Linked DNA regions of Homo sapiens: regions 1, 2, 3, 5, 6 and 7 are each linked to region 4. The links are chromatin loops, found by intact Hi-C in ENCODE. Cell type or tissue: sigmoid colon. All regions are shown on one strand.

Region 1 (4,000 bases), 410 kb before region 4:
TCATAGCACCACTGCACTCCAGCCTGAGCAACAGAGCAAGACCTTGTCTCAAAAGAGAGAAAAAAAATCATCTGTCACTTTTCTATATATGACAGTCCATATACAGTTATCATATATTGACCACTCTAAATCTAGCCTTCAGATAATCTGACTTTGTTTTTAAATATAAATTGTGCATTGGCAAATCTAAATCTACCTTTCAAAGTACATATAGTTTTATTTTTTTAAGACACTATCTGATTATTAACAAATTTGAACAAATTTGTCATGTGGCTGAGGATGAGGGGCTGGGAGAGGGGAGTGGAACTGCCCCTACACCAGATCATTTGATAGTATTTGTGAACAAAGATCAATGTCAAGTAAAAGGACCTTTTTCTCCACCTGGTCTATAAAGGACCCACCAAGGCACCTGAAATTCCCTTGCTCCTGTGGGACACTAGGAGCTGCTGTCCTCTTTCCTACTTCAAAGCCCCCTCCACCTGTTTCCTCTGGGATAGGGGTAGAATTGCCATAATGTTAAGCAGCAAAGGAATTGTCCAAAATAATCCCCTCTTCATGTAAGGTGGCCAAAACAGGCCCAAAACTCATTGACCAGGCTGCAAGGGGGAGGTAGAAACACATGCTCTGTTATCCCTGCTCTGTGTAAATTAGGTAACCTGATGATGAAGTTAAGAGATTGGGAGCTGCCTGCATCACTACCTCTGCCCATTGGAGAGGTTGGAGCTCAAGGGAGCAGCTGCTGACTGAGAAAGAACAAATGCCCCACTGGATTCCCCAGTAATCAGTAATTGGTATGTGAGTATTGATCCCCTCCACTGAAGCTGATTCCTGGTACGTCCAGGGGCTCTCATTCACCCAATGGATGGTCCAGTCCTGAAGGACACTACCTCCTTTCACTCCCAAATTAAGGAAGGATTAGCATTTTTCAGATATCAGAAATTTAACTCTCCTGATAGTCTCTAAGTCTATTGTTCTACTTCCAGACATTATACCTCTAATTGCCTTTTTATAAACACTCACTATTAATTAAAATGGGGGCTGTCTATAGTTGTTCAATCATTGGCCAATTTTTTGGAGTTCTGTTAATCCTAAAGCTTCCAACAATCTCTGCTACAATATAAAAATGTTTAAATATTTTGAAGGTGGCAGTGTCTAATAAATATCTAATAATTGATTTAGTACTTTCAGATAAATTCAATAAAATAATTCTTGCATTATGTCTACTAGAATAATTTTATTATAGTTATAATAATTCTTAAATACTAGCCTTTCGAAGGCATGTGATCTTCACATCATATTTTGTTGCTGTCTCTTCCATAACGGTATGATGTTTTAACATATTTGTGTGATAAATAAAATTTAATTTTTTAGATGAGAAAATCTGGTGTCAACATATATTTCACTGAAACAATGGCTGAAATTTCACCTGAAACAATATATTAAAATGATATCTGTTGAGTGTATCCTTTCTAAATTCAAATATTAAAACCACTATTGCAACTTGTTAAAATGTAAAAGTAACTCAGATTATAGAAAGAATTCACTAAATGATGCTCTAGTAACTTACTAAAGACATTTTTAATGAAGTCAATCAATATTTTCACTTATCTTTATGAGAGTTCCAAAAAGCTAGCATAATGAGCTTTTCACAATATATATTTTGTTTCATTATGCATAATATCACCTTAATGTTTGTGGGAATTTAGTGTTTCAACCATTCCTCTTACTATGTGTTGCTGTTTAGAAATGTTTCTAAATTTTAAGTTAGTTAAAGATCAGTGATTTAAAAGGAGCAATTCTGCCACCTTGTGTTCTGTAAAACCAGGATAGCTGCTTGCTTCCGGGAAATCGCCAGTACTTTCTTATCAAACTTGAAAGCTGTAACTCTGAATCAGAATTCTAGAATGATAATCAGCTGTGCCCGTCCCCCTGTTTATTTTCTTCCAAGTTTGCATGTACTGATCATGGAAGCTGGTTACTTAAGCTGTACCTGTGCCAGAGTTAGGACTCATTCCTCAGGATTTCTACTAAGGTTTGTAAAGCCAAACAACAAAACTTTAATTGCAACCATATGTCACTCTGTTTAAATTTTATTTATATATATATATATATATATATATATATATTTCAAATTTAGGATATATGTGTACATCAGAATTACTGAAATGCTAGTTGATACTCAGCTATACAGGTTATATTATACTGTTTCAAAACAATAATAAGAACAACACAAAATAAGCTTACAATGTTTAAAAACATACAACTTTTAAGAGGTAAGAAAAGTTGCTTGTGGTTTTTTGAAGTCAGATAATTAATAGAAGAAAACTTTCAAACTTTTGGTAAAATACAACTTTTAATCAGAAGATTAGAAATTAAACAGAAAAGGACCTACCGCTAATAAGGAAATAATCATTAACCTATTGATGTGTCTCTTTCTTATAACGGAAAGTGCTAGGAATACACAATACATTGTTTAAAGTTTTGCAATTTATCATTCTTCCCTAGAAAGGCAGAAGATGAAATGCCATCAAAAGCCTCAACTTCTGAGTCTGTCCTTCTCTTGTAACTTGGATTACTGAACTCTTTGTATCATCTGTTCCCTTTGTGGATTTATTTTCAAGAGAAAAATATACGTTAGTCTTCACAGGACTAAACTTTTTAAGTCTACGAAAAGGCTTCATCAGAAATTTATATACTTAGTGGTTGGAGTGAAGAGAGAGACCATCATTTTAATCAGATTCTCAAAGGCATCTATGTCCCCACCTTCCCAAAAGGATAAAAATTACCATAAAAAGTCTCTGATTTGAATTACACAACTCTATTCCCTATGAGTAAATCATAAAATTTAGGTGGCATGTTACTGCCATCTTGTGTCTAGTGAGTATCTCTTTCAGTTTCCATTAAGTGTGCTAGTTGGAGTGATCAATAAAGAAACATTCTAAATTCAACCTGTAGGATTCTGCAGGGACTTACATGAACAAAACATGGAAAAACAATGAACTTCAAGCTATAGGTCCCTTAAAGCATTATTAGAATTATTGTCTAAAAGAGTTTTAATAAATTATAGGGCTGCTCATGATTAAAGATTTCTCCTTAATAGTTTTAGTCTTAAACAACTCATACTTAGAGCAGGAATTAGAATTGGCAGGAATCTCATAAGAAAGGACACCTAGATAATAATTTTTCTGCAACCGAAGGCAAGGAAATATCACTAATTCATTGAGATGTTGCAATTAGTTTTTAAATCTTGGATTCTTAAGGTGAATTTCTCCAAGTTTCTGAGTATTCCACCCAACATGTGCCAAACTTCAAAACTTTCTAAAGTTTAGGCATTTCAACTTGAAAAAAAAATTTTAAAGCACAAACATAAAAGGAAAATGCTGTGATGTATTACACAAAATCAGAATAATTTTTCAGCATTGTGATTTTTAGTTATCTGGCCAAACTGTCTGTGTTGATTTCACATACAATTTAAGAACTAAAATTGCTTTTTGAACACTTATGTATAAAAAGTGATTGTAATTCTAAAATAATCCAGAAATTTAAGAAATGGAGGATTAGTTACAGACATCAGAAAGAAAACACAAAAGTTCCAATGCTAACCAGCCAGTCCAGCATGAACTTTTGAATATTATCAACTTCCCAACTGCATGGGAAGATGATTGGAGAGAGCTGGCAACTGCTTTTGAGTAATAAGTATATTTTGGAGCTCAATGGAAAGAAGAACTATTAATTTTCTTTCTCACTAGTGTGACTACAAAATTCTTAGTTGTAGAGGCATTCGCAGATATTATGAGGGTATTTCTAGCTAACAAATAATTTCTAGTTTAGAGGGAATTCAAAGTAACCCTTTGGTTAAAAGAGGATTTGGAAGCTGGTCTTGAAGCTGATTTTGAATAGCAGGGACACTGATCTGGTGACTTTGTGGGGAGAGCATCACTTAATACTGCTTTTGATAGATTGAAAACTGCTCTTTGAGAGAGGAAGAATTTGATCTCAT
Region 2 (4,000 bases), 690 kb before region 4:
ATGTTCTGCACACATATCCCAGAACTTAAAGTAAAATTTAAAATAAGAAAATAATAATAATAAAGAATGTGTTATTTAAATGTAATCTTTAGCATTTCAGTTTTGTTTACTGGAGTAATAATCTCAATATTATTTTTAAATATAGAGAATTCAAAATTATTTAACATAAAGTATACTTCATTTTATTTGTAAAGTTTTACCCATCATTTTTAAAATGAATGATTTAGGCAGAGCATTACGGCGTTTGAGAAAAACTGGCCTTCATTGTAAGTTGACTGTAGGATTTATTGATACAAGCAAAAGATGCATAAAAAAGAAAACTTTTTCATAATTTTGTTTTTCAAAAACTTATATATGCATATGTGTATGTGTGTATGTATGTGTGTATATTTAAATATGTATCATGTACTTTAGAGAGATTTTTACATCTAGTATGGCTCTTAGGATAAAGGCCATGATTCCCATAGTATAAGTTTTCTCGATTAAAAAACTAGCTTTGTGTGGTGGTGGGTGAGATGTTATATTGTTTACTTCTTCAAACTCTGTTGGCCTGCCTTAAACTTATTTTGGTTTATTATTGTTTGTATTTTTAATTGTATGCTTAGAGGGATCCTTTATCTTTCCAATCAGCCTTGTCCACGTCTGAATCCCATCTCCTTTCACCTTGAGAATTTTTATTCTCAAGAGGTCAATTTTTTTTTCTGTCTTCTTACTCTCATTTCCCACTACAGGAGGCTTATCTAATTATAAACAATAAAGAAATGATTTTGAAATTATCTTTTTACTTATACACCCAAACAGGTATCTGTAGATTCTTTCTTATCTTTTGCTTACCCATTTCTGAAATGTTCCTATACCTAAAGCCAGATGCTTTTTTTTTTTTTTAATCTGCTGCAGTCTTTTTGGACAACTTAGTCCTCTTCCAGTCGCTTCACCTCTCACTCATAACTTGCTGACTCCAGAATCTATAACTCTTTAATTATCTTCTGAGGTCCTGAGATATATATATATATATATATATATATATATATATATATATATATATATATATATATAAAATATAAAATATATATATACACAATGTTTTATTGAAACTTCCCAATTATTGCATGTCAGGTATTCTCATTTCACAGACCAGCAAACAGATACTTACAGAAGTTAAGTATTACAGCAGGTTTACTCAATTAGCACATGTCCAAGCTAGTATTTAATCCAAAACTTTTGATTTTTTTTCTATTATACACGCTTTCTTTCCATTTTCTTGAATTCCAGTTTTGTCTACCAGGGTAAAGTAGGTGATTGTTAAAGAAGGGAGGCTTTAGAATTTCTATCTTTTTTATTTTTTATTTTTTTGGAACCCACTTGCATGAATTTTTCAGATTCCGGAAATAATGCTTTGCAATGAATGAGGTAGTACTTTTAATTCTATATATTTTTGCCATAATGTCTATGCACCCAGACTGTGAAATAAATTGCACTGACCTGTGTCTTTAATGCCTGTCACTTAAAATTTTTCCAAACCACCTTAAATGTTGAAGTTCATAAAATTGGTAATGCTCGACGTGGGGGGAAAAAAAACAACAGAAACCACTAAGATGTTCTACTTTATGGTCTCTGCATGACATCTAGTGGTTGGAACTGGAAAATTTGAGGAAATTATGATTTGTACCAGGGAAAATACAATCTGTGTTAGTCTGGAGTCCTCATTCCTAACATCAAAGGAAACATGATGTAGATATCCTTTACTTCCAAAGAGGTTGGCCACCGGAGGGTAGGCCTTTCTTAATCATTTCTGTTTCTCAGTCTGTGTATCAGGGAATAACAATTTCTCTCTGTGTTAAGCAATCCGTGCTCACTGGGGCTTGTGAAACATTGGTCTGTAATGAGTACCTACTTTTGATGGATATGAGTTGGATAATTATAAGATTCAAAAGTAAATAAACCCTTTGGTTTTCTTTCTTTATATGCAAGTATTAATGATACTAAATCTATGACCCTATTATTCAAAACTGTATTTAGGAAAACTTTTTGTATACTCCAGTTTTGATTCTTCTAAAGAGGTTATAAAATCAAGTAACTGCTTAGCTTTGAGTCTTAGGATAATATTGGGTGTAGGTCCTTGATAATCCAAGATTTAGGATCTGCCTACCAGAAATTTTAGTCAGCTTAGATAACTGACAATGGAAAATAGTACATGATATGTTCTAAATAAATGACAAGCCAATATCGTAGGGATGCCGCAAAGGATTTGGAGTCCAAGAGGTCAGAGAAGGGATCACGAAGGAGGATGGATTTGAACTGAGCTACAGTTGATAGATGGGCAGCTTAAGGTATTGTTAAGCAAACAGGCAACAGAGTGAGATTCCTGGGTGTTGGCTTTCCTTCAGTGTGACCTTGGACAAACTATCTAATTGCTCCACATTTTACTTTCTTCATTTGCATCACAGTACGTACATACATAGACACATAGCATCTATTTCTTGTGGTGAAGATCAGTATAATGTCTCGGTTGGCAAATTATCAGTTCTTTTTATTATAAATAAATTAAAAATGCAAATGTTTAGGTCAAGTGTTATTCTCTGAAAATGCACAAAGAGAAATGAGCCAAGAGAAAAATAACTAATAACAAATAAATATATTTCTGACACCAAGACAAGTCCAAGAGAATTTAAAAAGTAATTATAAATATTTTATGGTAATGTATTTCAAATATACATGCTGCAGATTCCACGATTTATGTCATGGGGATGGATCAGGAGTCCTTGAAACCTGGCACTTATTAATAAATGTTGTTTCTAATTTTCTATCACTGCAAGGTACTCTTATAGACACCATGTGAACAAATCAAATGTTACATCTCTGGGATTATAGGCTCATAAAAAATCAACACCTAGGGCATAACTTGAATCACAGTAACTTCATGCATTTCAAATGGGATAAAGTCAGCCAAGAAGTGTTTAGGTTTGCAGTCGATTGCTCAAGATTATGGTATCAACCAACTCTGGAATTAACTTCTGGGATGAAGAGTAAGAAGAAAGTAAAATCACTCCACATAGGCTCAAAGGAGACTTTTGTTGAAGTGGGTTTCCCCATGGTCTTTGAAGTGGGTGAGGCCTAGTGCTTGTTAAATCCAGGGGCCTTGTGATGAATGAAGTATAAGAGAGATTGCTGACAGATTTGAAATCCCACAGTAGTTGTTTTGTCCTTTGCTTTGAGAAGGTTGGTGATAATTAAACTGCTTTTCCAGCAGAGTCTTTGTTCCTAACCCAAGTATCGTATTTAAAGAAGAGCCAAGTAGTACAGGCATTTTTTGATGATGACACTAATCTGACTCTGACCTATCTTCTTCCATGTTTATTTCCCAAAACATACACATTGGTAGTTGAAGTTATTTCCTATGAAGTGACCAAGTGACTTGGGGCCTGTGTGTGTGTGTGTGTGTGTGTGTGTGTGTGTGTGTGCATATGTTTATGGATGTGCTTCAAGAAGGCTCAACCTTCACCTTCTCAGGATCATTTAGTTTCAATGTCATCTTTGCCTCTTTGTTATTTATCAGCAGGAGATAGCTGACCAAGCTCAGTGCTGAACTCAAGCAACGCTGGCATGTCTACCCTTGATGTTTAACAGACCTGAACTAAACAAAGCATATTCAGTTTGAGTCATTTTAAATATTTGGTCACTTTTTAACTCCATGTAAACCTTCTGGTTAAACCTTATTTCAAATAGTAAAAGAATCATAGCTTGAATATAGTGCCTGACTTATGACAGTTTCTCAATAAATAGTTTTGATTTATAATCCTAAAAGTAGGAGTACATTTGCTGCTGGAGGACAAATAGACTTAAAAATAATATGTAATATAACTTTACATCTGAAATAAATAATAACACTATCATAGAGTTTAACTCTTCGTTGCCTGCCTTTTTAGCTTCCTTATCCTTTTAATTTCTGCTTCTTTTTTTGTTTCTTATTTTTCTTGTAAATAGGTAGGATCAGATATAT
Region 3 (4,000 bases), 230 kb before region 4:
AAATAGATGTTTTGTATAATTTCAGTTTAGCCAAACTGATAGGATCCATGATGCTAAGATCTTTATATACAGCTATGAGTAAATAAAATGTGCATAAAGAATTGATTATCAAAGTAATTTATTATAATTATTAAGAATAGAAACATGTATCACTTAATTAATTAGATTACATATAGTCTAGTTAACTCAGACCTTATCCTTTTCTTTTCTTCAATATCAATGTTCTTGTTGTTGTTTTGCCATGATTACCCAGATAATTTCCTCAAAGCTCTGTATCTTTGCCTTTCTGGAAACACGCTGGGCATGCTCTGAACACAATGCTAAGTCTCAGAAAATGTTCTAAAAACTTTGCCAGCCCATTTGCCTAGGAAGTCTGGAACTGCCTGTTAGGCCAAATCCTTCAGTATCAAATTTAAAGCATCCCCAATATTAAATCAAAGGGACATCAAATTTTATTTAATAAATATGATAAGGTGTTTTGTCGCTCAGAGTTGGAACTATAAAGATAAACATCATCAATGAGATACTGTGGTCCAACAGACCTATTTTCAATCTCTCTGACTCCCATTCCAAAATATGTAAGTACACTTATCTACTTGCCTCAGATGAATCCAGATGAATCCAAGTAATTCATCCAAGATGAATCCAAGTAATTCATCCAAGATGAATCTTTTTAAAGAAATTTCACAAATAAGGTAAATATTAGTTCTAAAACCCCATTAAATAGAATATTAAATTGACTGATACATTTGAGTGTGGAGCAAATGACAATTTTAAAAAGTTGATTAAATGTAAAGGAATACATACAATCAAATAAAGAAATTAATTTCAAGTATCATTTCTTAAATTAGCATATAATTATACATAGCTGAAAAGTCCATTTAAAATAAATATGGCAACATAGTTAAGTTGTGGCTTGCCTAAAGCTGAGAATCATTAGTGTTCAGACATCTGACAAGAAATGGAAACTCTGGTGAAATCCAAAGTTCTTGAAGTATTCAAAAAAAAGTCACTCTGTTATAAAAACAGCACTGTTTCATTCCTCAACCTCTTTTTTTTTCTTTTTAGCCACTAGAACCCACTAAAATAATTGTTAAGGTTATAAATCATTTCAACAGAAAGCAAAAGCTCAGAAAAATCAAACATTTAGCTGGCTGGAAATCACACACTAAACGAGAAGTTAAAACTAAACTTTTGAATTTATAAGATGATAACAGTTATTTGTGTTTTATTCAAGTCTGAAAATATTTAATTTGTTGCAACTAAATAGAGTTCAGATGAAGACAGATAAGTAAAAATTCGCTTCTTTCCTGGTAGTGCAAAATGATAATGAAAACACAAAATGTTTGAAATCAGCTGAAACATAACACCAGGAAAGAACACGCGTACACAATTCTTTACTTGCCTTGTTTCATCTTCTCTCTCTCTCCTTCATGAATCTCCATCCTTTTAAGATGGAGAAGACAAGAAAGAGTGAGTTGGAGGGGAGGGTAAGAGGAGGTAGTCAGAACTGCTACTAAAGAAAAGCTTGGGCAGGAGAGAAAACATTGAAGCAAGATTCTTCAATCTCAGCCTGCTCCTTTATGAAACATATATATATATATATATATAATCTGAGTCAATAATGGTATGTATCCAATTTGGAAGCATAATTTCTATTATGCCTAAGAGCATGGCCAATTTCCTGGGTGTTACACTTGGGTAGTTGCACAGGGCAACTACAGAAAGGGCCAGGCTCTTGGTCTAATGCTTTGCTGTAGTCATCTTGACATTTTAAGAATCTCACCTTTGAGCCTGTGTTTCATACATTTAGTCCACAGGGACAATGAAACATGTACGTGAGCAGGGGACATACCCTGGAAAGCAGCCAGGGCACGCAGGGACTCAGGCCCTGTTACTGCTAGCAGTCAGCAGCAGGGAGCATTTGGCCTGGTCAACCACTGCACACACCTGGGGCAGTCTTGGGCACCTTGCAGCCTCAAGGGGGCAGCCTAGCTAAGACTCTGGCCCAGATTGTCACTGACAATGGCGGCAGTATCAAAAGCAGTAGTAGTGAGAGTAACAGCTGCAGCCCTACAGGAAAAGAGAATCTCCCAAGGGGAAAGGACCCTCAGAATGAGAGACCAGCTGGCCTGGCTATCCTGCAACCAATTTCTGCAGTATCTGTGCAAATACCCACTCCCTGGCCTACGAGCAGGGACAGGAACTTCCAGTGCTCAGGCAGTATATTTTATCAGTAAGCGATTACACTTTAAAAGCAGGCACATGGACACTGCAATAAAATAAATTAGGGAGCTATTAGGATTTTTCAGAGTTTCGGATCTCTGGTTTAAAATCTGCTAGAATATTGCAAAGTAAATATCCATAGGCTTAGAAGAAGAAACTAAAAATTGTTGCAATTGATGGAAAAGAGCATTCTTTTCATGTGATACTTCAGATAAATTATTAGTGAGAATGAAAATTTTAAATCTAATTTAACTTGTAACTGAAGATAAAGTGATAGAATGTATAAACAAATATATCCAATTCTAAACAAATCATGAACCACTTTCAGTTTCTTGTATGACCTCCCTAAAATACAGAAATGTCAGAGGAAACATTAAATGCCACTATATAAATGTGCATTTAATTCATATTTCTACAAAACTGATTTGTATGAAAAGTTAAATCTTTTTGAAAAAACCGTTCCCCGAGATTCTTTAGCTCTAGATGTACTAAAATTTATATTTTGAAATAATTTATCAGAAAATAAATTCATTAAAAGTATAAATTGTGTTGTACCAATAAATAAATTCCCAGATAAGCAAGCCAGAAAAATTATGCAATGAATCATTATATCCCACCAATAAAGTTTTATAACATATTCTGTTGTCACCAAAAATATTACTGTTTGCATTTATAAGTTTATGTTTACTCATTTATTACTATTGCCCTTATTGCATGTTATAAATAAAATATTTTTACATGAAAAGGCTTTATATTAAGGTTTTGGTCCAGTTTTGCTAAAATATAAATTCCAAAACCCTATGCTGAATTAAGTGTGAATCCACTGTTATGCCAACCATTCGAATCAGAATCACCTGGAATTCTTATTAAATATACAAATCCCTTGGCCTCACCCCAAACCTATTCTGTCAAACCCCCTTGGGAAGGCAGGGCTGCAGGGAAACATGAGCATTTGCCTTTATAATGAGCTCCCAAAGTTCCTTTAACCACACTTCCTTTATTTGCTTTTTGAAGAAAGGGCACTGCGTGTTAATTTTGCATTTTCCCCCACAAATTATGTAGCAGGCTCCACCTGAGAGGAAGTAAACTTTGAGATCATTTTATGACTGAGAAGACTGAAATCCATGAGGGTTGAATGGCTCAGCCGTGATTTCAAAGCTAGCTATGGAGAACAAATTTCTAGACTTTGAATTTGAGAGGATAGAGCCTGGAGCTGATCAAGAACCCACTTAGAAACCTCCAAATTATTAGAAGATATGGATCTGCTCCTTAGAGCTAACTTTCCTGGGTAATCAAGACCACAGGGAAACAGAGACGCAGCTGAGGGTGCACAGTAAGCAGCCAGAGCATAGAAAACAAAGAAGGGGATGCTCTGCCAGCCTGCCATCCAATAGGGAAATGAGTCATTGGACTTAGCCAGATCTACTGATCCTTTTCTTTTCAGTGAACACTTGCAAAAACAAATCTCAAGCAAGAATGGATCAAATAAACGTTTTCTTTAAACACTTTCATGGTAAGGGTGTGGTGAAATTGTAATCCTTGTGGATCGTTGGTGAGAATGTAACATGCTGCAGCCACCATAGAAAACAGTTCAGAGTCTCCACATAGAATTACCACATGATCCAGCAATTCCATGACTAGACATAGACCCCAAAGAATTAAAACAGAGGCTCAAACAGACCAATGTTTGTAGCAGTATTATTCACAATAGCCAGTTAGAAACCCAAGTATCTATCAACAGACGAATGAATAAACAACACGCGGTATACACATA
Region 4 (4,000 bases):
TTTTCTAGCACAACAGTATAAGAAGGCTTTAGGCTAAAATTTTCTCTGTGGTCACGGTCTTCTGTCTTCTTCTCCTATGAACCATTTTTAAGTTTATTCCGTTTCCTGACAACTTCTTAGTTCCCATTGTGATAGTAAATATTAAAATTAATGAATGCGCTGTACCTGGTAGGAGTGCAATGAAACTGTTCAAAAATGTTGGGATTTAGTATCTGCTCACGTTCACACAAACACAGTCACTATTGTCAAATGCGCTGCAGTGGTGGAGTGTAGCAACAGGAGGGATGAGACCCAAAGGTCTGAAAAGCCAGTATTTTAAGAAGTCTTGGAAAATGTGGAGGTTGAAAAATCTAACAGGAGTGCTTGCTTCAGCAGCAATTTAGAGTAGATTAGCATGGCCTCTGCGCCAGGATGACATGCACATTCCTAAAAGTGTTCCGTGTTTTAAAAAAAAGAGAGAGACAGAATCTAAGGGGATGTGTACATTTGCTAGAGCTACTATAACAAAGTACCAGAGGCAGGGTCACTTCAACAACAGAAATTTATTTCTCACAGTTCTGGAGGCTAGACGTCCAAGATTAAGGTGTTGACTGGGTTGAATTCAGCCCATAACAGGAAATAAGGAGTTAAATAAAGCACTTGCTTCTATTGTTTGTACCTAAACTTAACAGAACACAGTAAGTAACAAGTCATTGGGATGCAGAAAAGAAAAAAGAGAGTGAAGGAAGGAGAGAAGGTGAAGGGAGAATGGAAGAGAGGAAGGGAGGGAGGAAAGAAAAGTTTGATGAATGATTGCAGTCTAAACTGGTTCAAACAAGAGATCTTGTTTAATTAAGGAATTCATCCCATCTCTGCCTATTAGGAGGAGGAAAAAGTCTAAAATAGAAGATGGTGAAAGTTGGATGACCCCAGGCATTAAGGCCATTCATCTTTAACTGTTATGCTTGGATCATGCAAATGTGTCTGGTAGCTACAAGGGTTGCTGTGGGTACTGAATGTTTTATTGTTCTGAGACTATCAAAGAAAATAGCCATGGGACATATAGACCACAGAATACTATACAGCCATGAAAAAGAACAAGATTGCATCCTTTACAGAAACGTGGATGGAACTGGAGGCTGTTATCCTCAGCAAACTAACACAGAAAACCAAATGCCACATGTTCTCACTAATAAGTGGGAGCTAAATAATGAGAATTCATGGACAGAAAGAGGGAAATAGCAGATACTGAGGCCTACTTGAGGGTGGGGGCTGGGAAGAGGGAGAGGTTCAGAAGAGAAAAAACTATCTGATACTATGCTTAGTACCTGGGTAATTAAATACTCTGTACACCAAACCCCTGAGTCATGAGTTTACCTATATAACAAACCTGCACATGTACTCCTGAACCTAAAATAAACATTAAAATATTTTACAAAAATAAAATAAATTAACAATTAAAAAAAGAAAAAAATGAGACAATAAATAGATCCTGGGAAAAACTGTCCCCAGAAGTGTTCTTTTAAATTTGCACTACAGATGTAATCCAAGTTGAGTAAAATAGAAAAGCATGGATTTGCTGTTCCTGAAAGTCATTCATGGTTAATTGCCGAACACTTTCATCTGCAGTGTCTGTGGAAGGGTAGAACCTTAAGTAGTTTTTCATTCTCTGACTACTCAACTAGAAAGGCATAAGAGGCAACTCACTCTATGATATCTCACTGTTTGGCCTCTCCTGTTTCATAGTAGCAAAGGATTTTTGCACTTATCCACTAATTTATGATTTCTTCTTAATAAAGGAAACAAGAGCCTCTATTTATTATGATTCCTGCCATGTGTGAGGCTTGAGCTGGGTATTTTACATACATTATTTCATTTGATAATCACCTTTTCAAACTCTTCAACCACATAAATGCATTACAGAGAGCTATTTTAGATAAACATGGTTATAAATATGTAAACTATATAAAACCATATGTTAGAACCATTCTGTTTCATGCTTTTAGAAAATCTTACTATAGACCATAAATTAAAAACAGTAAATTATAAACCAAACACTTTTATGGGGTTTTTTTGGTCTTGCAGTTCTAGCTGAAGGAATACTGCACTTTAACTCACATGCTGATTAATTTTATTCACAAATTTTGAATTATAAAATGTGTAGAGTCACAGACAATTCAATTTTTTCAACACCCATTTTCCCAAGACAATAACCGAAGTATACATACAGTAGCCACTATTGGCAAAAAATGTATTCCTCATTTATGGAAAAAGTGCAAATAAAGAAAAATTGCTGTTTATAAGCATAATTCCAATGACTGCTGCGAGTGGGAAGCACAGTGATTTTGTGTTAGATCTCTAAGAGCTTACAAGATGGAAGCTTGTGGTGTAAGCATTTAGTGGTGCAATACTGTCATCTCGTGGTCAGTATGCAGTATTTCAGATTTAGTTGGAGAAAATGTCTGAAAATCGTTAACGATATTTCCAGTCTCCTTTCACATACTTACTCCCCAGAGAGTCTGATTTGTACACATAGACATGATAGAATCGGCTTGTTATTTAAACAAGCAGATGGATGTTGTATGAGATTGTTCCAGGAGTTTACTGCCTTAGACCCGGACGAGAGGGGCCCTGCCCTGGCCCCGTCAGTTAGAGGGCTCAGCTTTGACCTCTCCTGCCTGTACCCCTCTCCACAGATCAAGAAGTCCTCGGAACCAAGAAAACGCCCATCCAAAACCAAGCCCTTTTCTTCCCTTTACCTGCCCTCTATCTCACCTCACCAGCAGTTCCACTTTCCTGCATCTGGATGAATGCTCTAATGCTCTCACGTTGCCTGAGGTTTCATGAATAATAGCTGGCTGCCACTTCCCAGATATCATTTGCATTTGAGCAGCTTCCCGACATATAACACACCCCTTCCCAACAATAATAATGATGAAAGGAATTTTGAAGATGCAAAAACAGCCCCATGGAATAACTTTTCTCACCCCCTTCAAATCCTATCCCAGCATGTATACAAGAACATGTGAGCACTTTCCAAACCTTAGCTCTCCGCTGCCACCTTCAGGACGATTTCAGTAACCGCAGATACTGCAGCTGCTTAGCTAAGAAACATTAACACTCCCAGACAGAGAAACCTGGCTGAATCCTGAAATAGAGCCAGGTGAGAAAAAAGTGGTCGGCATTTAGTTTATGGTATTTAGCAAAATCTTGTAACATATTTTATTGGATACTCTATCAAATAACAGAATAACAATAGCTAACACCATATATAATGTAGACATGTGTAAGTAATAAAAACTGATAAAACGTTTTGTTTTATATGTATAACAAAACTATATGAATATAAATAAAAATATGTATACATCCTACAGTAACAACAGCTGATATTTATTTGGAGCTTTTTCTGTGGCAGGCAGTATTCTGTATACTTCATCACTGTAAATATGTTTACATGTTTTGAAATGTCTCAATAACAACATGAGGTACATACTACTCTTAGTATGTTCCTTGCCCGTGGGGGACTCCTGTCTTTGCAGTGAGTCAGAAGATAATGACATAAAGCATAGACATAGCATTGCCCTGCATTCATTCAACAAATATCACCGAGCACTGAGAATGCAGAGATCAGTAGGACAAGCAAGTTCTTTGCTCACGACCATGTGTGCAGGTAGGGAGATGAGCAACGGAAAATAAATATTTTTAAGGGAATATATGAGTGATAAATGTAGCTTATAAAATGTATAACTATACTGGAAATCAAAATAGGGTGACGTGATAGAAAGTGACTGAGAGGCTATCATACATTGAGTGGTCCAAGAAGAGTTGCTATTAAAGTAGGGCCAATCTAAAAAAAAAAAAAAACTATATGATGATCTATGGAGAACATTCCAGAAAGATATGAAGAGCTAGTGCAAAAACTTTGAGAAGGGAAGCATTTCAACATACTTGAAGAACACAAATAAGGCCATTGGCAGGGGTGAGAAGGGAAGGGAGAGGGTGGAAGAGGGAGGGCTGAGAG
Region 5 (4,000 bases), 200 kb after region 4:
AAACATGTCCGTGATCTTAGGAGATATATGCTTAAATACTTTTGGTAAAGCATCAAAATATCTGCAACTTACTTTCAAGTAGATCAGCAGAAAAAAAGTAAATACAGAGAAAGTATGTGCAAATGTAGCAATATGTTAAAAGATGTATGTAACTTTTTTATCTAAAAGAGTATGTGATTTTCCATTGAATTATTCTTCCAACTTCATTGTTTAATTTTTCAAAACAAAAAGTTAGAGATTTTTAAAAAATTAATCACCAATATCAATGGACTTTTAAAAACACACATATACGACCCAGCAATCCCACTCCAAGGTATACAACACAAGTGAAAACATATTTCAACACAAAAGCTCGTACACGAATGTTCACAGCAGCTTTATTTTCAATAGCCAAAAAAAAGGAAACAACCTAAATGCCCATTAATGGATAAACAGATAGATAAACAAAATGTGATAGATCTACAAAATGGAGTATTATTCAGCCACAAAAATAAATGCAATACTTATGATACATGCTTCAATTTGATAATCTTGAAAATAATATACTAAAATAAAAGCCAGACACAAAAGACCAGATATGTGAAATGTCCAGAACAGGCAGATGCATAGAGACAGAACACAGTTTAATGGCTGTCAGGAGCTGCGGGGTTTGAGAGGAAATGGGAAGTGATTGCTATCAATTACAATGGGATGTTGAAAAGGTTCTAAAATTATATAGTGGTTAACAGTTGCACAACTCTGTGAATACAGTCAGCCCTCCACTTCCATGGGTTCCACATCTGAGAATTCAACCAATCGCAGATTGAAAACATTTGAGGGGCAAAAAAAGTGATTTAAAAAAACCAATACAACAATAAAAATACTAAAAACTTTAATACAGTATAGCAACTATTTCAATAGCATTTACACTGTATCAGTGATAACTAATCTAGAGATGATTTTAAGTAGTATACAGGAAGATGTGCATAGGTTAGATGCAGATACTATATGCCATTTTATATAAGGAACTTGAGTATTCGCTGGGGTGGGGGTCATGGGAGGGAGCCTGGAAACAATCCCCAGCAGATATCAAGGGATGACTATATACTAAAAACACCAAACTGTGTATGCTAAGTGGGTAAATTTTATGGTATGTGCAATATCTCAGTAAAGCTTTATAAAACAGACACAAAAACATACACATGTACATATACAACTTTTTCCAGTTCAATCTGATTTGCTAGTTTTTTTGAGAAAAAAGTTAACCCATGATTTAGGAACATTTAAAGTTTTCCGAAGAAAAATTCTGTTTATTTCAGGATTCATCTAATTAGTATTACTTAGTGGGTTATTCTGGTTTATCTGCCCACAGCTCAGTTCAAGTTTCAGACTCAATAATAATAAATGCTGCCGTATAATTTTGCACCCTAACCCAATCCCAGCTTAATGAAAAAGGTGACACATGGCCATTTTCCTAATTTCTGAATATAAAATGAGAACAAAACTCTTATACACAAATGCCTCAATCTGCTGCTATTTTTTAAAGATCAACAATATTTTAAGAAATTGATGTAAAAGCCAAATAAGGAGCTCTTGAAATATATCATCAGCAAATAAAACTAGCTTAAGTCACAAAAATAAGTGACAGGCCTAAAGAGAAAACTAATCTATTTAACAGCTAGATCAATGCTGCTTCTGTGATTTGACTTTTCCCCACAGATATACAAATGCAAAGATGCAAAAATTGATATCTTTGTACCAGGGTATAGGGTATGAGCAACAACATAAATTATAATTTAAAAATTCCAAAAAGTCACATTGGAAATGAATGCCATGAATACTTAATCACACTAAATGATAAACTAAATCTTTTTGTATTGACCTGTCAAAAGAAGGCACATATTTTATTAGGCTAATTCAATCAAAGATTGACAGAGATTTGGATCTTCCTTGTTCTTTTTGAGACAGGGTCTGGCTCTGTCGCCCAGGCTTGAGTGCAGTGGCATGATCTCAGCTCACTGCAACCTCCACTTCCCCGGCTCAAACTATCTTCAAGTGGGGATCCTTCTAACAGAAAAACTAGAGAGATCTTTCCAGTTTCTTCTTGGACAAGGTCTTACTTCCTAAACATGAGACAACAGAGACATCTAGTGGCTGCTAGAATAATTTGGACAAAATATTTCAGATATTTTCACCACTTAGGTAACAGTTTGAATTATTACATAGGTAATGTTTCACAGATCTCTCTCCAAACAGTGATTTTCAAGTAAGGTAAATTTCCAATGATGTATTAAGTTATATCTCCACAACAGAGTGACAAACTGACTCCCTCCGAAAAAAAAACAAAAAACACAAGATCCAATTCTTTTGAAATCATTACTATGATAGTACAAAATTAAATTATATAAATATTATTTCCTGAAATAAAAGAACCTGGTGACTACATTCAGTTAGAAAAAAGTTGATCTGGCCACCTATCAGAGTAATTACTTTTGCTTGGAAGGTAAGGTATAAGGGACAGGAGTAAACTTATTAAGCAGATGGAAGTTAGTTGGATAAAATGAGATTAGGCTGGGCGCAGTGGCTCATGCCTGTAATCCCAGCATTTTGGGAGGCCAAGGTGGGTGGATCGCTTGAGCTCAGGAGTTTGAGACCAGTCTGGGCAACACGGTGAAACCCCATCTCTACAAAAATATAAAAATTAGCCAGGCATGGTGGCTTGCACCTGTAGTCCCAGCTACTTAGTGAGAAGATCGGTTGAGCCTAGGAGGCAGAGGTTGCAGTGAGCCGAGATTGTGCCACTGCATTCCAGCACAGGCAACAGAGTGAGACCCTGTCTCAAATAAACAAAATAAAATAAATTTTAAAAGATGAGATTAAAACATAAGGATTTTCCTTTTATTAAACTGAAAGGAAGGTATTTAGAACAGTATCAGAAGCATATTAGGACAGAACTATCGAAAGTTGTCACATATTTATTTACCTGTGATGATGCAGCTTTGAAGAAAGTTAGTATTAATTTCCAAGTGAGAAGGTATCCCAGAACATAACAGAAGTCTTCACTCAGTGGTTTAATAGTAACTATCTGTCCAACAGGAATACACCCCAAAACATTTTCTAGTAAGTCCTCTTGAATGCTAAGAAGAGACATCAGTGCTGCTGGTGGTGACCTAAGAATCAATGATTAAACACCACAAGTTTTCTTTATAATTCATTCCTTAACAAATTGACAGTACTTGTAAACTTCAAGCATTTTAGAAAAATTTCTCTGTTTTCCAAAAAACGTTTTAAAAATTCCCCTCTATTGAGCCAATTTTAACTCCTAATCTCACATAACAGTAAAATAAAAAAGACATATTATAGCACTTGAAGGAAAGACATTTTTAGAAAACGTCTCTTTCAATTTTCTAAGTGAAAAAAAATCACACACCCAGAGAAGCCAAATGATGAGTCCAACGTCTTTCAGTTAGTAGGGGAAACTGTTAGGGATTCTAAATCCTACCCGGCCTTTTATCATCTTATAAAAGACAAAGTGAAGATTAAGACTTCGAACTTTGTCACTTCATTCTAGTTTCTATTTTATTGCATATTATCTACTTAGTACTATTAAGAAATATCACAATGATACTATTAATCGGATAAACACAGAAAATAATTATGTGCCTGTTTAAAAAATCATGATTGTAATCTTTTTAGGAAAATAAATGTACCATTCAGATTAATTCACAACAATGTAAGTTAATTTTCTTCTTTATTGAACTACTCTACTCATTTATACTTTCAGGTGAACTTATGAGATTCTCAAAAAGTAAAATACTTAACTCTCTTCTCCATGATACTCTAGCCTGGTTCTCTCCTTTCACTTCTGTGATCGTTCTTCCCTTGTGGCTTCCTTCTCCCAGCCCACAAGTACAGGCCTTCTCCAAACTTCTGCTCTTAGGTCTTTTCCTTCAACACCTCCATCTCATGTACCCAGCCTTCTATATTCCATACTGATAGTCACTAGATCTTATAAAATACC
Region 6 (4,000 bases), 1.9 Mb before region 4:
GACCACAGGAGTAAATTTGTACAAGGCACTAGTAAAAGTGACATGTAATATGGGGTTCTTGTAGTGAGTTTCATAATCCAATTTTTGCTCCTTGATTTGAATGGGCACCCAAAATAACACATGCTATCCTAATCCCTACTCCCCATATTTTGGGTTTTATTTTTATAGAATACATATGGGCTTATATAAACATTAATCTCAACATGTTCTAATTTACATATGTAAGCTAATTTTTATTTCTAGAGATAACAGAACAAAACTCAAAACATTTGACATAAAATTATTGGAACAATTAACAGTTTGACCTATTAAACACATTATTGTCCTCTATGAACAGAGGGACTGTCTGAAAAAAAGAACAAGTTGTCTGCATTTTAAAGTGAGAGATAAGCATCAAGGTGTCAATTTCTATTTACACCTTATGTGTTCTTATTTGTTTCACAGATTCATATGTTATAGACACAATATTCTATTCACAATTTTCACGACGTCTATACCAAAGTAAGTATTCAACAAGTAGCCATGAAATGAGGAAATCTGGTAATATACATGAGCTATTAGAATTGTTTTAATGTAAACATTGTCTAGAGAAACAACTAATGTGCATATTTCATAACCGGGAAATGCTTTTTATTCACATTTTAGTACCATAAGATTGACTAATTAGAAATAGGGAAGCTGTTTGGTATTAGTCCTACTTTTGGGAACATATGGTCTAAAGTAATATTGGACAAATGGATATTTTAATTGATCACAAATGAGAAAGTAGTTAGAAAACTTCTAGTTTAAACAGGTTATATACCCAGAAGTATTGCAAATATTGGAGACAGAAAAATTATTGTAGCTTGCATTTAGACTCAAAATTGATATTCCCTCCACATCATGCCCTCACAGAACTCAGAGGAGTATGATCTGCCAGATCGACTCCCTTTGTGTAACTGATGCAGAAATGAGACTCAAAAGGGTTAAGTAGTTTTCCCAAGATGTCATAGCGAGAGTCAAACTGGGGGCTTAGAAATGACTCTGACTCATAACTTTTAATCAACTGTTTTGACATTTTAACCTATCTAATTGTGTAGGAGGTAATTATATTGTCAGACTTTGGAATGATGTTGTTTCCAGTAAAGTTTTGTTTTAATTATAAATAGGAATTTTCCAGCAATAAAAAATTTCCACCTTAAAAGATTCTCAGACTTTAGTACATCTTTCTCCAAACACAAGGTGGCGATGGTCTACAACAAATGATGTGCGACTTGGTGTTTTTTTTTTTTTTTTCTTTCCTTTCCTTTTTTATTCTTAATAGTTCAAGTTAAGAATTTGCAAAAGTTTCACATCTTCTCAATCATGTTTAATAAATTCTAATTAAATATTCTCCTACCTCCTAGTATTATGGAAAATATTTTAAAAATATTACAATGTTAAATGAATTTATTCTTGAGGGCATAATAAAATGCGTTTTTAAATCAACTACTTTTTAATTATGTGTTTGTATTACCATAAACAAAAATCCAATTAAACTTTAAAGAAAGAAAACTGCCTCTGACAAAATAATACTGTGGACCGCTTTTATTCATTACATTTGAGAACTTCTTGTCATTCAAATGAAAAGATTAAGTACATTTGCAATCCACTAAAACAGATTAAAAACTCATTCATTTATTCAATAGATATTAAGTACATACAGTATGTTTAGTATACATTAATACTTGACAATCAATACTGGTTAACTGGTTTCCCTGGTTTAGAAATTTTCCTTAGCAACAACGTAAGGCTTAAAATGAAAAAAGAAAAGTGAGAAAATGTTCTACCACCAGGTGGTGACAAAAGATAAAATTTAAAATCGCTCTTAATGAGCACATACTTCATGTAATTCTTGAATACTGCAAATATAAGTGACTTCCGAATGTCATGTGAATTTAAAATCATATTCTAGGAATATTTTATTAATTAAAGCAAATTAATATTAACATATTATCTCTAGTTTAATAAGTGCTGGAATTGGAAGTGGACAGTTTTAGTCAGCAGGCGGCACTTGAGACCATGGAATAAGATATTTTAAACTATTTCACTACTGCTTTTTTTCCCCACCCGGCTTATAATTATTGATTGGCTGATTGAGATAGGAGCTGGTCACCTCCCTACACTTCCACTAGCAGGGATTTAATCAGAGGCTGAAAATCAATTGTCCTTTGAAAGTGATTTTTGCTAAAGATCAAGAGCAATATTTGGTTATATCTCAGCCTCTATCCTACAATATTTATCATTTTATAATGCTCTTTTGTGTAAGATACAATAAATCTTATTAATAACCAAAAACTGAATTATGAATTATTGCAATTCATTGGCCATCTACTTGGGCAATTACAATGGTTAGTAGCTCAGAAGCACTGATATTTGAGCACTGTATCTTCAGATTCCGAGGCCTGGGTTAGGATGCTTGCTGCTGGAAACACTGGCTGGAAAGCTTTCTTGTTCCATGTGGCTCTCAGGTCACCCTGAGAACTGGACACACTCGTAATTGGTTGATGGTAGGCTTGTATATTCATGAAATGTTGATTGGAAAGGCCTAGACAATCTCTCTAAATACATAATTGGACAAGATTGTTGAAAGGATTAGAGTTGGACACTATTCTAAAGTGGCACAATGTCTAAGCATAGAGGCTGGGGGTCTTCCTGTTCCCTGCACTTAATACCCTGGGAGCTAGTGGTGGAGAGCCACGTAATCCACATTTGAATTCTGGCATTCTGACTGCTGCATCCTTACTTTGTGGCTTCAGGGAAGCCATGGATCATCCCTGAGCCTCAGCCTCCTCATATGTAAAATGGAGATGACAACAATCCTGACTTGAAGGATAATGCACCATTGTATTTGCTTCCTCCTCTGTCTCTTCCTTCCTAGTTACCCCCTCCTGTTTCCTAAACTTACTTGCCCTTGCCTCCCCACCTCTACAGGGACTGCATGCACACAAGCCCTTTTCTCAGGTTGTGCTTTCTGGGCTAAACTGAGTTGAAAACAAAGAGCATCAGGAGATCTTCTAGATGGGACTGCTCACTGATCAGAGGGCAGTAGAACCCGTTTGCTGGTGGTGAATGGAATGGGACCGCCCCCGGCATGCAGTGTCAGTGCAATGACAAAGAGTCTCTGTGTGGGATGAGGTGGTAGTATGGGGTGAGAAGCAGGTTTATGCAGCAGCAGCGGCACTTAGACAGTATGAGGAAAATAACAATTGAAAGGAACATGTCATTGGATGGGTTTTTGATAGTTGCTTCAGAGCAGGGGCTGGCAAGCTATGACCTTCAGGCTGACCATCTGTTCTTGTAAATAAAGTTTTACTGGAACAAAGTCACAATCATTTGCTTATGTATTTTTCATGGTTGCTTTCACAATACAAAGCAGAGTTGAATAATTGCAAAAGAGAGCAATGTCCACCAGTCCAAAATATTTGTTATCTGGCCCCTTCAAAAAAGTTTACCAGTGCCTGTTTTGAAGGTTATTTTGGAAATACAGAGATTATATACAGAGATTACATCGTTTTCTAACTTAATTTGAAGACATGCCATAAAAGTCACTTTTATCTCCTGCAATCAGAGAGCAGACGATGCTGAAAATCTAAAAATGTATAATCTTATAGTTGTTTTATATTAAAGTTAGGGTCCTAATAGAAAAACTATGGGATTCTGATACATAAAATGCAGACATTTGGATGGATGAGCCCCAGATTCTCCTAGACCCTGCAGAGGCAGATGTCACCCCCTTGCTAGAAGAGAACACCCTTTTTTGGCCTACAGACTGTAAAGTTCTCAGCAGAGGCAGGTGCCTCAGAAGGATACTTGTCCTGCTCATCTTCTGCCCCATTTCCCCCTCATTCCTAGCCTCTTAAAGTCTAAAATTTCTTCGGGAACTTTTGTTAAGAAACACTGACCATATGTATTAGTCAAGATTCTTCAGAGAGATAGAACATATGTATTTAATGAGATTATGAGGAATTGGCTCAGACGA
Region 7 (4,000 bases), 1.0 Mb before region 4:
TTCAAATATTTACAGTAACTTTGCAAAGATAGATATGTCTAATCCTGCTTTATAGAAAAGGAATATGGGGTTTAAGATGTTTTGAACAATTTGCCCAATGTCACACTGATTGTAAGCACTGGTTAATTCTACAATCATTTGTACAATGCAAATCAGCACAAACATCACCTTGAAAGCAGGGTTGCAGTTTATAAGACCTGAATAGTCCTCAATAGCTTTAATTGTTTGTGTTTAGGAGTTATTCTAAGAATTATGGTTTTAATTGGCCCACGCAAGTGAAAAATGTGGAAAAGCATTCTACTAAGGTATTGCTAAGTGCTATTAAATAAGGATGACTTAAATAATGGGAATAAGATAAATGTATTATATTCTTAGTCATAGTGAGGAACCATATTTCAAATGACTTCTTTTGGTAAGTGATTATTTAATGCGGTTTTACATAATGACATAAGAAAGAGAGTTATAGGATTAATAGCAAAAATAAGTGTGAAAATGATTTCTAAATTGTAATTCATCTTTCTTCAAAAGGCTATAAATTAAATTAGTGTGGAATCCTTATCTAATATTAATCTTTACTTTGAAGATTGGATAACAGCTGCTTGGGTAACAGGTGCACCAAAATCTCAGAAATCACCACTAAATAACTTATCCATGTAACCAAAATAATATTAATCTTTACTTTGAAGGTAAACTGCATTGTTCTCCTTAATGTATAAAAAGGGTTCTAAATATGAAAAATGTTAACTCTAGGCCAGGCACGGTGGCTTACACCTGTAATCCCAGCACTTTGGGAGGCCGAGGCGGGTGGATCAAGAGGTCAAGAGTTGGAGAGTTTCCTGGCCAACATGGGGAAACCCCGTCTCTACTAAAAATACAAAAATAAGCTGGGCGTGGTGGCATGTGCCTGCAGTCCCAGCTACTTGGGAGGTTGAGGCAGGAGAATCACTTGAACCCAGGAGGCAGAGGTTGCAGTGAGCCGAGATCATGCCATCGAACTCCAGCCTGGCGACAGAGCGAGACTCCGTCTAAAAAGAAAAATGTTAACTCTGTATGCATTATGTTTCATAAGTCTTGGAAAAGTTGTTTCATTTTCACTTAAAAGGAGCTACTCAAAACATTAGAAATAACTTTTTAAATAGCTTAAAATAAGGTATTGAATATGTAAATAATGCACATTGATACAATATCATGCAAAGCTGCTACAGGTTATAATGTAGAATTGTATTAAATGACAGGAAACTTGTCAACAATAAGCTATTAAGTGAAAAGTAGAAGCAGGTTACACAATGCCTGATTCTAAGTTTGAGAAAGACAAACTGATAAATAGAGGCATCTTGATCTAAAATACATCTTAACAAAATGCACCAACATCTTAGAATAGTTCCCTTCGAATATTGGAATGAAGCCTGCTTAGTATTTTTTTCCTTTTTGTAGCTCAGTAATTTCTGTTTTCAACAATAAAGTAGATATTACTTTTGTAATGATAAAATAATTTTTAAAAGATCTGAGATCCCAAATTTTGCCATATGCTAGTCAGTAGTTTCTGTTTATTCTTCTACTGTTACAACAATACTTTGCTTTGTACAGTTAATATTAGAGGGCAAAAACTATCTGTAAAAAAATTTTCTTCACCTGTATCAATGTTTAATGAGTAAAATTAAACAAAATTGGAATTGATAAAATGTATTTTTTTATTTTACAAAAATATAGAACGTAGTTTTTAAATGAATGATATATCTTGAGTTCATGGTTATAATACAAAATGACTTATTTTTATCGACCATCCGGTTTGTAAAAAATGAATTGCACCACAGTTTTATAGCGAGAGCAATACGCTTCTTTCTCTTGAAGAAAAATGAGCGGTGACACACTTTTGTGATCCAAGCCTGCCCCCTGGTGACCAACTGGTCACCACGAGGCTGCAGACTATGAGGCAGGCAGCGCCCTCTTTAAAGCTGTTCAGAAGTAACCTCGAAAAGAAAACGTGGCATTACTGGAGGTACATTTCCCTGTAATGCCCCAGGCATCTCCATCAGTGTCTCAACATCATCAAGTGCGGGAAAGATAGCATTAAAAAGTTATAAAATAAAAAAGTCATTTTCGTACTGTCTTGACGTGCACACCGTGATGTTGAGACAGACACTGATGGAGAAGCATAAGAATGATGTAATGGTCTTTGCAGACTCAGGGAACAAGAGTGGGAGGGGGGTGAGGGATAAAAGACTGCACATTGGGTACAGTGTACACTGCTTGGGTAACAGGTGCACCAAAATCTCAGAAATCACCACTAAATAACTTATCCATGTAACCAAAAACCACCTTACCCCACAAAACCATGGAAATAAAAATTAAAATTAAAAAGTAATATCTCGAGGTATAACAGGAATGTACAAACTGAAACGACAGGGTTAATTCTCAACACATTCTTCTGCTCTTTCCTAAAGGGAAAAAAATAACACAGATGTGGCAAATTTGAAGGAGGATCTCTAATAGGAAATAATCTGATGAAATTTATTCACCAGGTGCTGAGAAAATTGTATTTAAGCATCCATGTTAAAGTCTAACGGATCATGAACACTAAGTGAAATATATAAAGTATCAGTCTATTTCTAATATGAATCTACACTTTTTTGTCTCTAATTCTGAGAGAAAGAATAATTAGAAGGGGAATTCAAAGAGGAAACACGAAGAGAGCTTCAAGAGTAAGAGCTGCTTTGCCAGAAAGCAGTGACACAGTCATCAGTCCTTTTCTTTGGGGAAAGTACAGTCACCAATGCTACCTGTTATTTTGTTAAAACAAGACTGCACTTTTCTCCCTCTATAAAAGGCAGTACTGATCCTGGCATCATAATGAAGCCATAAGGCCATTTGGTAAAATGTGATGCTTCCAGGGTCTCCATTTAGGTGGTTCAAAATTGGACTCAAAAACACCACCACCACCCTAAGGGGACGAAAGAAACAATAACTGGTCCACATTGACATCACTTCTGTCTTTTACAGTGGCTTTAAATGTATGTATGAATGTCAACATTCTTGATATAATTTTATCTTTTTCTTAGACATGGAAACCAGAGTCTTAAATTGCGTTACAAAGTTCTTCAACCACTATTACTATTACTTTAAAAAAAATATGCCATAGGAAACTTGAGGTCAGGTGAGACAGTTAATCATTAAGATTTGATTTGGGACTCTTAAAAGTCTTTAATGAAAGGCCTGGGTGTTCATAATATATCAAAAATTTGGAGAAGCAAGATCTGAAGTTAGAACATCAGAAAACCAGAATTAGAATCATGAGAAAACCTCCATGAAATTTTTCCTTCATTGTCTTGAGAATTTTAGCACTTGTCGTTGTGGAAATGCCACACTTTGGCAGGTCAAGGTGGGCGAATCACTTGAGCCCAGGAGTTTGAGACTAGCCTGGGGAACATGGTGAAATCTTGTCTCTACAAAAAGTAGAAAAAAAGTTAGCTAGGTGCAGTAGTGCACGTCTGTGTTCCCAACTACTCGGGAGGCTGAGGTCGGAGGATCACTTGAGCCTGGGAGGTCAAGGCTGCAGTGAGCCGAGATCGAACCACTGCACTCCAGCCTGGGCCACCAGAGTGAGACCTGTCTTAAAAAAAAAATTAAAATGCCATATAACTACTGCTTATACCCAGGACCTTTATTAGTGAGATCAACAAAATATCTTATTTGTTACTACAGTTCACACACAGGATCTTTATAAACTACACATTATGCTAAAAAAAGAGACTAAACCAACAGTTTATGTAAAATCAAGCGGTATGTAGGATATAAATGGATTTTGACATTGACAGCATTGAAAATAAGAAGCAATTCAATGAATGTTAGGATTAAAAGGAATACACATTTTTCAGCCCTCATTCTTTAATTTACATATAAAGAAATAGGCCCTCAAAATGTGGCCAATTTCCAGTCATGTAGACAGACACAGAGAAAAATGAAATGAATATTCAGATGTAAACCCTCCTTCATCTGCACC

What was found. Hi-C counts contacts between places; a loop is a spot of excess contacts. Peaks named below come from ENCODE experiments on the same cell type or tissue, not always from the same donor. Only the 100,000 strongest peaks of a DNase experiment are listed, where the experiment ranks them.
Region 1: a loop joins it to region 4, with 11 times the contacts of the local background. A loop is called at or near these places in 53 of 110 quality-filtered maps.
Region 2: a loop joins it to region 4, with 6 times the contacts of the local background. A loop is called at or near these places in 30 of 110 quality-filtered maps.
Region 3: it touches region 4 in a loop (16-fold over the local background); 81 of 110 quality-filtered maps call a loop at or near these places.
Region 5: a loop joins it to region 4, with 8 times the contacts of the local background. A loop is called at or near these places in 45 of 110 quality-filtered maps.
Region 6: a loop joins it to region 4, with 10 times the contacts of the local background. A loop is called at or near these places in 89 of 110 quality-filtered maps.
Region 7: it touches region 4 in a loop (4-fold over the local background); 64 of 110 quality-filtered maps call a loop at or near these places.

The regions. Positions count from the first base shown.
Region 1 is chr21:28,334,644-28,338,643 of GRCh38, forward strand. No RefSeq gene overlaps it. Among named protein-coding and RNA genes, the nearest start is that of LINC01695, 110 kb to the left of the region's middle. In sigmoid colon, CTCF peaks have their summits at 1,824 (motif pointing left), 2,850 (motif pointing left) and 3,062; a DNase peak (open chromatin) is centred at 1,878.
Region 2 is chr21:28,050,176-28,054,175 of GRCh38, forward strand. The region is part of intron 1 of LINC01697 (long intergenic non-protein coding RNA 1697); the gene reads left to right. Among named protein-coding and RNA genes, the nearest start is that of LINC01697, 3.8 kb to the left of the region's middle. In sigmoid colon, a CTCF peak has its summit at 1,626; no DNase peak of the experiment used is centred here.
Region 3 is chr21:28,515,198-28,519,197 of GRCh38, forward strand. No RefSeq gene overlaps it. Among named protein-coding and RNA genes, the nearest start is that of LINC00161, 22 kb to the right of the region's middle. In sigmoid colon, a CTCF peak has its summit at 1,971 (motif pointing right); a DNase peak (open chromatin) is centred at 1,934.
Region 4 is chr21:28,742,845-28,746,844 of GRCh38, forward strand. It overlaps a transcript of HEMK2 not described here and the pseudogene LOC124905067. Among named protein-coding and RNA genes, the nearest start is that of HEMK2, 140 kb to the right of the region's middle. RefSeq lists a silencer at 1-57 and an enhancer at 2,767-2,856. In sigmoid colon, CTCF peaks have their summits at 2,414 (motif pointing left) and 3,056 (motif pointing left); a DNase peak (open chromatin) is centred at 3,047; H3K4me3 peaks cover 935 bases; H3K27ac peaks cover 365 bases.
Region 5 is chr21:28,938,258-28,942,257 of GRCh38, forward strand. LTN1 (listerin E3 ubiquitin protein ligase 1) reads right to left here. Exons shown (of 30, transcript NM_015565.3): 25 at 2,963-3,149. Among named protein-coding and RNA genes, the nearest start is that of LTN1, 53 kb to the right of the region's middle. In sigmoid colon, a CTCF peak has its summit at 2,126 (motif pointing left); no DNase peak of the experiment used is centred here.
Region 6 is chr21:26,848,406-26,852,405 of GRCh38, forward strand. No RefSeq gene overlaps it. Among named protein-coding and RNA genes, the nearest start is that of ADAMTS1, 5.0 kb to the left of the region's middle. RefSeq lists an enhancer at 3,936-4,000. In sigmoid colon, CTCF peaks have their summits at 1,165, 1,937 and 2,141; no DNase peak of the experiment used is centred here.
Region 7 is chr21:27,699,294-27,703,293 of GRCh38, forward strand. No RefSeq gene overlaps it. Among named protein-coding and RNA genes, the nearest start is that of LINC00113, 21 kb to the right of the region's middle. In sigmoid colon, CTCF peaks have their summits at 1,931 (motif pointing left) and 2,131; a DNase peak (open chromatin) is centred at 1,908.